Linked DNA regions of Homo sapiens: region 1 is linked to region 2. A link is an interaction called in ENCODE POLR2A ChIA-PET data of the cell type or tissue named here. Cell type or tissue: HCT116. All regions are shown on one strand. Region 1 holds the start of LOC102724081 (a long non-coding RNA gene). Region 2 holds the start of MIR4774 (microRNA 4774).

What was found. Peaks named below come from ENCODE experiments on the same cell type or tissue, not always from the same donor. Only the 100,000 strongest peaks of a DNase experiment are listed, where the experiment ranks them.
Region 1: POLR2A ChIA-PET joins it to region 2 with 5 read pairs; 4 of 35 experiments call an interaction of 5 or more read pairs at or near these places.

Annotation. Positions count from the first base shown.
Region 1 is chr2:168,481,064-168,486,063 of GRCh38, forward strand. The region is part of intron 1 of CERS6 (ceramide synthase 6); the gene reads left to right. It overlaps LOC102724081 (a long non-coding RNA gene), which reads right to left and starts at 1,058. Exons shown (of 4, transcript XR_002959433.2): 1 at 1-1,058. In HCT116, no CTCF peak of the experiment used is centred here; no DNase peak of the experiment used is centred here.
Region 2 is chr2:168,581,502-168,586,501 of GRCh38, forward strand. The region is part of intron 3 of CERS6 (ceramide synthase 6); the gene reads left to right. It overlaps MIR4774 (microRNA 4774), which reads left to right and starts at 1,442; the gene lies at 1,442-1,517. In HCT116, no CTCF peak of the experiment used is centred here; a DNase peak (open chromatin) is centred at 2,630; H3K27ac peaks cover 715 bases.

The sequences.
Region 1 (5,000 bases), 100 kb before region 2:
CTCGCAGAGAGGCATCTGCAGAGGATCCTTGAGGAGCTTGTGGTTTGAAAGAGGGACAGTTGGCCAGGCTGGCCGGGCGCAGTGGCTCACGCCTGTAATCCCAACACTTTGGGAGGCTGAGGTGGGCGGATCATGAAGTCAGGAGATCGAGACCATCCTGGCTAACATGGTGTAACCCCGTCTCAACTAAAAATACAAAAAATTTGTCAGGCGTGGTGGCTGGCACCTGTAGTCCCACCTACTCTGGAGGCTGAGGCAGGAGAATGATGTGAACCTGGAGGCGGAGCTTGCAGTGAGCTGAGACTGTGCCACTGCACTCCAGCCTGGGCAACAGAGGGAGACTCCGTCTCAAAAAAAAACGGACAGTTACAGGTCATCAGCCGCAAGCTGACTTTGCAACTGAGCAACTTTTTTTTGCCTGTGCTCAGAAAGTTTCTGATTTCCTGGTCAAGTCGGATCATTTGCAGCTGATTGGGGCTTCTAGGTGTAAACACTGAATAGAGTGAATAAAGTAATTGCTGGGTAATTCCTGACCCGTCTTCATTAGCTCCAGATCTGAAGCTGGCCTTTAGAATATCATAAAGCTCTTCAATGCCCAATGTTTCTTTTGACTTTAGTATTGAGAAATAAATGCTTAATCTGTTATGTAAGTAGGAATAACGTTGAAATCATGGCTTAGCTGAAAGACCAGTTGTTTCTCCCAAATGTGGGTTTACTTATTGAGCTAAGAAATCATTCCTATGTAAATATGAACATCTATTATCCTCTTGTGTCTTGATGAATTTGAAATAGTACCAGCATGAATACATTTGATTTAGGAGTAGTTTTGGTTTAGAAGTTATTTCCCTTTAGAAAACAGCAATTTAAGCTTAGGTTGAATTTTTGAATAACTTCAGAGGAAATCTTTAAAAACATTTTTCAAAGACTTTCAACAGTTCTGTTATGGAACCCTTATAAATCCAGTAAATATGAACAATTTTGATTTGTAGAATTTGTAGTTAGAGCACAAGTGCTGAAATAAATTATGGCATTTAAACTTGAATCATAGTCTTTTAGGGAAAAAATTAAATGAGGTTTTAAATTTGGACTTGGATGAATCTTGAATGATGATGGTTAGTGGACCTTAGAAACTAAAATAGGTTTTCTTGAGTTTATCTTGATTTAATTGAAATGAATTTAAATGCATGCTAATTTCCCATTTACTAGCTGGATTAAAATCAGTTATGGTGGACTAGATCAATGGACTTGGAAGTTCGTGGAACAAAGCCACTAAAAGACAAGTGAGTGAGTCTGTGCAGTTGTTGAAGCCATTAGCTCTTGTGGGTTGTGTAGCCATAGAAGCTAAAGTAACCTCTCACCATGTGCCTCTCACCTAGTTCAGGAATGTTGGCTTCCCAGAAAATGCACAGTACAAGTTGTGCCTTCAGCTTTCTCACACAATGAGGCATATTATGAGTGGTCTTGCTTCTGTTCTGCTGTAGTGCATAATTCATGCAAAAAATTTGATTTCAACTGCGTCAGCTTCAAAGGGCTGCAATCAGGCATCTATCTGGAAGGATTTGCTAAGAGAAAAGTTTCTGTTTTCCATTTATACAACTGGGGGACTCACATTATCTTTGATTAGTGCAGTGGCACGGAGCTGAAGGCAGTTTTTCAGTTTGCAGGCTTATTTTTAAGCCTTTTGTTTTCCTTGAATTTCTAGAAGCTCTGCAGGATGAAGGCTGTGTACATTTGATAGAATTATTGGGTTTATCTTTGTAAGAGCTCATCTCTAAATCGAAATAAAAACTAAGTGTCTAATGATTGGAATAGCTGCTAATAAAATAGCCATCTCTTAAGTACTGGTGGTTTAATCTCTTGTAAATTCCATCATAGCCCAAAAGATAATGAGTTCATGTCTCTTGCATGTGATAGTCTGGACAGTATAAAAAGTCTGAAGGCAGGAGTAAAGAGAAACAGTAATAGGTTTAAAAATGCCCAGTTGATAATGGCAGTAGTGTTTTAATAGCTGTAGTGGTGGTGGTGTCAGTATCAAAGATTATGGTTAACATTTATTGTAGCTGTGCTACTGCCACTCACTATTCTTAGAGCCTTACATAGACTATCTCATTTAATCCTCACATAAAGTCTGTGAAGTAGGTACTATTTTTACTTCTTTTTTTATAGATGTGGAGATTAGGCTCATGGAGGTATAATAACTCGTCCACGATTACATAGCTATTTTTTTTTTTTCTGAAGACGCTTATAGCACTTTGCTTGGAGTGTAGAGTGGAAGCTCTGTGTGCTTATTGGTTGACTCATCTTGGACTGGATACTGGTTACTGGTTACTCAAAATTCCGAGTTTCAGCTTTCTTCTGTGCAAAATGGGAGGTTGAGGGAGGGCCAATCTCTTTCTAGAGGGAGTCTTTGAATTTTTTGTTTTTAACCGAGAAAACAGACTTGGTTCAGAGTTGGCATCAAATATGTGTCTTTTTCCTGACTTAAAGGAAGACTTGAATGTCCTGCCCTTGCATGGTAGGGAAGCAGGGATCAAGAGATGAAATACTTAACTAGCTGTTCTAATATTATGAGCACGAGGAGCTCCCTGGAGCCAGACTTCACCAAAAATTTAGTCCAGTCAACTTTGAATCCCTGGGGATTGAAGTAACGCTTCATATTCTCTCACAGTGGAATAGAATGCACCTTCTTTGTAAAAATAAATGAATAACTAGGCGTATTGGAACTTAATGAGAAAATATTTATGAACATCTCGAACAGTGGCTCTTAAATTTCACTGGGCATCAGAGTCACCTGGAGAGCTCATGAGACCAGAAGGCTGGGTCCCACCTCCAGAATTTCTGAATCAGTAGATTTGGATTTGAATTGCATTTTTAACAAGTTCCCTGGTTATGCTGATGTTGCTAGTCCAGGGACCACACTTTGAGAACTACTGGTATAGAATATCTCTGTGTATTCAAAATATTGTACCAGTATGTTCAAAGCTAAAAGGTAGACTGTGCTTATTAAAAGCACAATCAAGAGGAAGTTCTACATGTCACTGAATACAACAAAAATGCTGTTGTTTTTAGTACCTATTTTTTTCTTTTTCTTTTTCTTTTTTCTGTTTTTTTTTTTTTTTTTTTTTTTTTTTTTTTGAGACGGAGCTTCACTCCTGTTGCCCAGGCTAAAGGACAATGGCGTGATCTCAGCTTACCACAGCCTCCACCTCCCGGGTTCAAGTAATTCTCCTGCCTCAGCCTCCCGAGTAGCTGGGATTATAGGCATTCACCTCCATGCCCGGCTAATTTTGTATTTTTAGTAGAGACGGGGTTTCTCCATGTTGGTCAGGCTGGTCTCGAACTCCCGACCTCAGGTGATCCACTTGCCTTGGCCTCCCAAAGTGTTGGGATTACAGGCGTTGAGCCACTGTGCTTCGCTTTGTTTTTTTTTTCCAAATCTTGAGGAGGGAAGAAAGTAACTGTCTACTGTAACCACACTGGTAAGGTGACATGTACCTTCATAGACACATAATCATTAAGTGTCCTGAACTGAGTGCTCTTCCTGTTTAACAGCTGGAAATGCTGAACTGCTTGTTGATGGTGTTTTGTAGGGAGAATTTATGCTCACTTGTGTTTTAACGTAAGTATGTATGGGTTTTTTTCCCTTCAGATTAGAACAGGGGCTTTAGTGTCTTTTTCATTCCAAATTTTTCTCATTAGAGGCATTTAGCATTTAAGTCCTGATATGTTGGTATTTTCAGCCTTGTGAATACTCATTGGAAGCTGCCCTGGGTCCAGCTTTAAGGGGATGTGAAGAGGGCTGTTTCCACAGGTAAATCCCTGGGGACTGAAATAACGCTTCATATTCTCTCATAGTGGAACAGAATGTACCTTCTTTATGAAAATAAACAAATGAATAACTAGGCATATTGGAAGTTAATGAGAAAAGAAGGCATAGAAAATGTAGGCAGGCTCTCATTAGGTGGTTTTCTATTTCAGCTGTTTGCCTCATAATACAGTTCAGGCTTATGAAATTGGAGAAAATGAAAATGTCCTTTGGTGCCATTTAAAAATCTTGACCCTTAAGTAAGATACAAAAACACAAAAGGTGACACACTGCCTTGCTTTTTTTTTTTTTTAAGAAGAGTTAATAGATTATTGTTTTAATCAGTTGTAGGTTTACAGGAACATGAATGGCAAGTACAGAGTTTCCACATTACTCCCCTACACTCACATTTTCTTTTTTATTAACATCTTTTATTAGTGTACTTTTGTTGCAGTTGATGAGCCAAATGGATACATTATTATTAACTAAAGTTCATAGTTTACATAAGTATTCACTCTTTGTGTTGTACGTTCCATGAGTTTTGCAAATGTATAGTGAGGTATATCCATCATTACACTATCAGAATAGTTCTACTGCCCTAAAAACCTTCTGTTCTCCATCTATTTATCCCTTTATGCCTCCCCCCACACTGAACTTTTGGAACTACTGATCTTTTTACCATATCTATGGTTTTGTCTTTTCCAGAATTTCATTTAGTTGGAATCATACAGTGTGTAACCTTTTCAGATTTCCTTCTTTCACTTTAGCAATATGCATTTAAGGTTCTCCCATGTTTTTTCATCCATTGATAATTCATTTTGTATGGCTGAGTAATATTCCACCTTATAGATAAACAAGTCACAGTTTATTCACCTATTAAAGGACGTCTTGGTTGTGTCCAAGTTTTGGCAATTATGAATGAAGCTGCTATAAATGTTTGTGTGTAGGTTTTTGTGAACATAAGTTTTCAAACCATTTGGGTTAATACCTAGCATGATTTGGCAATCATGCAGCTTGATTGCCAGATCATATAATAAGAGTATGTTTAGTCTCATCAGAAACTGCAAAACTGTTTTCCAAACTGGTTGTACCATTTTGTATTTCCACCAACAGTGCATGAGTTTCCATTGCTTGTCATTGTCACCAGCATTTTTTGTTTTAGTATTTTAGATCTTAGCTTATTAGGTGTGCTGTG
Region 2 (5,000 bases):
TATGTTAGATGTCATCTGACATATCTTTCAAATCACTAATTCCCTTTTAACTATTTCTGTTTATTATCTTCTCCTTCTAGTTTTTAGTTTGGTTAATATATATTTTTATTTATAAAAGTTCTGTTTCATCTTTTAAAAACCTGCTTGTTCAGTTTTCATAGTTTCCTGTTCTTTGCAGATACTTTTTATGTGGTCTTTTATTTTTTTACATAGGGGAAGCATAGTTGTTTTACAATCTGTATTTGACAGTTCCAGTATTTGCGGGTGTGTTTCTGATTCTGATTCATGGAACCTGTTTTTCCTTGTGTGCTTAATTGTGTACTACTCTTTGTTCTTAGGAAATATTAAGGAGGGAGAATCTTGAGGCCTAGGAAGATGATGATTCTCTCAGAGAGTTTATGCTTATGCTCCTGTCCGGCATGGACGATACCCCAGCCCAGGATCACCCCAGACCAAGCACATGACTTACCATGACTCCCAGGCCCACCTGGGCTAACTCCCCATGACCGTAACCACCTTGGTCATGATCACAGTTGTGGGTCTCTTACCACAACTTCTCATGGTGTTATTTTCCTTTCCCTTTTTCTCTTCTTCTGCTTAGTGTCAAGGCAACCATCCCTGAAGTTTCCCAGAATTGGGGGTAGAGGTAGGGTTTATGTATGGCACACACTCATCCTATGGATGTTATATCTTGGGGTCCCAGCTTAATATGCGCAGTGTCTTCTATAATATCCTCCACATTAGGTAGGCACTGGGCCTAGATTCTTCCCCCTTTCCTCCAGGGGCTGCCAAAACAGAAACCCAGATTAACTCATGGTGGAGATGCCTTTGGGCCAGAAGGAGCTGTGGTGTTCTACTTAGGTCTCTGGGTTCCTAGTTTCCCTTAGATTTTTATCCTGAGAGCTTCTTACTATCTTGTCACCTCTGATGCTTTTAAGGATATTTTTTAAGTTGAGAAGTTTAGTTGTTTTAAATAGAGAGCAAGGGGTTTGTCTGACTAGCCTAGCCTGCTGTGTCTGGGAAAGGAAGTATTAATAAGACCTTAAATCATTTAATAACTATCATCTAGTACTGAAAAAAAAACGCGTGCTATGCAAACATAAGGTTTCAAATGTGGTCAGTCAGGATTTTGAAAACTAGAATTTTCATACACCTTTATTTTACGTGATGCATTATTTTAATATTGATGTGAAGTTAAACAAGGTCAGTTTGACCTTGTGTCCAGTGCAATTCCCAAATTTGACTGCTGCAGTTTACTGAAATTGCATACATACAACAGCTTTAGGTGCCTGGATTCACAGTGAGCTAGTGAAATAGCTGGTGATTTCATAGTGAGCCAGTGAAATAGCCATCCTTCCCAAGCACCCACAGTGTACAGTTATGGTATAGAGGGGCCTTGATGGGCATGGCCTTTGAAAGACATGAAAGCTATAGATTAGCCTATATTGTTGTCTGGTATGTAGTAGGTAATAACTGACAAACAGACAATTGCCTAACATGTGCCAGAAAACAACATAGGCAAGGCTTGCAGTTACAAAATAATGCATAGACAAATGTACATTTAATCAAATTTGGCTGGCTTGAGGGAATGGTTGATATACACAGCACAGACTGATCAATTTGGTAGTGTTAAGCAGAAAATCGCTCTTATAGGACAAGAATCTTGTAAAATTTTGAACCTTAGAAATATGCACTAATGACAGTGTGGTGTAGGAATAGATAGTGATGGGGAGGGCGTCGAGACAGGTACAAATAAGTAGTGTGTGTTGATTGACGGGCATGTCCTTTTGGCAAAGAGAGACTCCACCAAGAAAGTGATTGGGAAATGAGCTAAGAAAAGTGTGAGAGAAGAAGACACTTCAGTTCTGACATTCAAGAAACAGCCCCACTCTGATTTGGATAGGGGCAAAGCCTAACTATAGATCATTTTTCAGCCAACTACAGAATCTTTTTAGCTTTCCTTGCTTCTTTTTCATTTGCTTTCTCTTTCGAATTTGAGGAGTAGATTGCAGTTTAACCACATGCTATGAGCTCAGGCCTCTTGGGTGGCCTCCCTGGGTCTTAGACCAAACCAGTCATTAGGCTTTTAGAGAATAATTTTAAAATGCCATCCCTTAATATTGTCAGGGTTGTTTGAACTATGAGAAGAAGATAATGAGCATGAAGCAGGACCTTTAGAGGACTAGGTTGTCTGGAGTTTGTAGTTAGTTGAAAGGCTACAGGGTCCATTTATTCCTGTAATTTTATTTGCCTTCCTGCTCTGATGTATCATTATTTGTCATCCATGGATATGGAATTCATTCTATCATTCAATAAAATGAATGCTGACTCTGTGCTGGCTGCTTTTCGAGGCCTTGTGAATATTCTCTGTTTGGCGATTATTGTAATGGCCTTTTGCCATCATGACCTGGCCTTTTGCCATCATGACAGCATCTGACATGTACTGACATGTACTGAATACTTAGAATGTACCAAGATCGCTTCCTTAGTCATCTTATTTAATCCTTCCAACACTCTCATTGGGTAGATGATTTTACCCTAATTTTCAAAAGGTTAAGCAGTTTACCCACGATAGGTAGTGAGAGTCAGGATCTGTGTGTGACTGGCCCTAATGCCTATGCTTCCTAAGTAATTTCCTAAGTAATCAAAGCTGCTTTTAAGATTAACTTTCTCCAAAGATGCAGGTATTGCTCATTCCTTTTTTATAGCTGAGTCACAGACATAATGAATACTGCCAGTGAGCTGCAGTGAAACTGTATCTTTAAAAGAAAAATGTTTTTTAGGTTTCTCAATTCCCATGTTTTTGCTGTTTGCGTGATACCCCTCTGTGGAAATTAACAAACCTTTTGCTGTTGGTTTTTCAGTAATATCTATCTACATAGAAAAACTTCACAGTGGAATCTGTTTGTGTAATATGTGTGAGAGAGAGAAAGACAGACATAATGCTGTCATGATTAGTAAGCCATGACCAAACTGTATGTGCACATACACACAGCTTCTGTGGGTCTCACTGAGACTAAATTTGGCCACACATTCCCTAATTTATTTTTACACAATTTCCCTGTTTCACTGTAGACCTTTTCCCTAACATCAGTTTATCCCAACGACTCTGTCAAAACAGATAATAGTGGGGCACCAATTACTTGGAGTTTGATAACACTATTTGAATTAAAATCTATTCACATACTTCAAGGCATCCTTTCACTGAAATTGAGAGGTACTCATTGGCAACTTGATATGGAGAATTTGGGGCAAATTCCTTTTTTAACTCTAGACATCAACAAACAAAAATGGCTGCAAGAAATTGTGGGGTTTTTTGTTTGTTTTTTGTTTTATGACACAAAGTAGTTAAGAGCAAGGCTTGGATTAGTTTCCTGTGAAATGGTTGGAGGAAGTAGAAAATATGTAAGTGAATATTATCTCTGGATTTATGGCTGCACTCATTGTCAATTTTTGAGCTCTCATTGAAAGAGATGGCAGAAAGAGTTAGCAGGATTTCATCTCCTGTCTTAAGGATTTAACAAAAAGAAATGCCAACTCCATATTTGCTGAGCTATAACAGGTGGTTGATTCTTCCAGTTGAAGTGGTACTGAGCATGCAAATGGTTTGTGTTCCTTGACCCATGTCAGGAAACACACAACTCACTGATTCTCTGGGGCCCAGCCATTGATAGAAGTGGAGATTCATGCTTACAGGCTGCTGAATGAACAGCACCTGCCTGGGCCCAGATAGAATGAGTTTAAGACCAGATTCTTGGTCACCCTCCTTCCTTCACTCATTCATCTAACAGTATTCATCAAGCACATATCATATGCTGGGCAATAGGTGCAGGAGACAGTGATGGACAAGGCATGGTGTCATTCCCCAAGGAGCTCATGTTCTACGTTCTTCTGCTATCCCTGTCTCTTCCCTGAAAAGTATGGTCTAATGATTAAATGCTCAGGCTACGAAGTCAGACAGATCTGAACTAAAGCCTTCTGCTTACCAGATGTGTGATGTTGGCCAAGCCAATTCTGCCTCAGTAAGACTCCCTTTCTTCATGTACAACATAGGTGGAAGGCAGGTCATATAGGGAAAGGTCTTTTCACCATGCCTGTGGTGTGGCAGATGCTCCATAGATGTTACCTAGCACCACTGAAGTTTTCTAATTGTTATGATTACATTCTGACCCTAGGGTTTGAGGAAAAAAGAAAAGTGTTTGAAATAAATGGGAAGAATGTGGATCATGGATATGCCAGAAGGAAGAACCAGAAGCTCATAAAGACAGAGTAGAAGTCCATCAGAAAAATAGGTGGGCTGGTCCTTCACAAATCTTGGGCCACGTCTCCCTGTGTGACATCTTTCCCCTTCCGGGCATCATTTCAACCTGATTTCTTTAAGTTCAAATGTTGCACAACTAGGGAGGGAAATGTTGCACAACTAGGGCATTTAGATTCTGCAATATACGTTATCTTGAGTGCCATCCTTGCTAATGGCAGGTTAAGATACTTTAGTTTTTTGAGACAGGGTCTTACTCTGTCACCCCAGCTGGAGTACAGTGGCATAATCACGGCTCACTGCAGCCTTGACCTCCCAGGCTCAAGTGATCCTCCCATCTCAGCCTCCCAGTTAGCTGGGACTACAGGCTTGCACCACCACACCTGGCTAATTTTTGTATTTTTTTTTTAGAGATGGAGTTTTGTGATATTGCCGGGGCTGGTAAGATACCTTTAAAAAAAAAAAAAAGGAAAAAGGAAGCTTACCATGTGTAGTGCTGTCTTTTAGATAGTCGAAGATGACACTTTGATTTACAATTAAAGAAAATCAGTACTAAAACAACGTTTCTTTCCTTTGCCCATTATAAAACACCCTTTGAAAGCATTTGTATAAAATATGCCTCATTTTTTTTTTGGTGGAAGCCATGTTATTTTCAGTGGAAATGAAGATAATTGCAAATTAGATTTTGCCCAAGTATATATAAGAGGTGTGCATTTTATTGTTTTTCCTCCTTATGTACCTT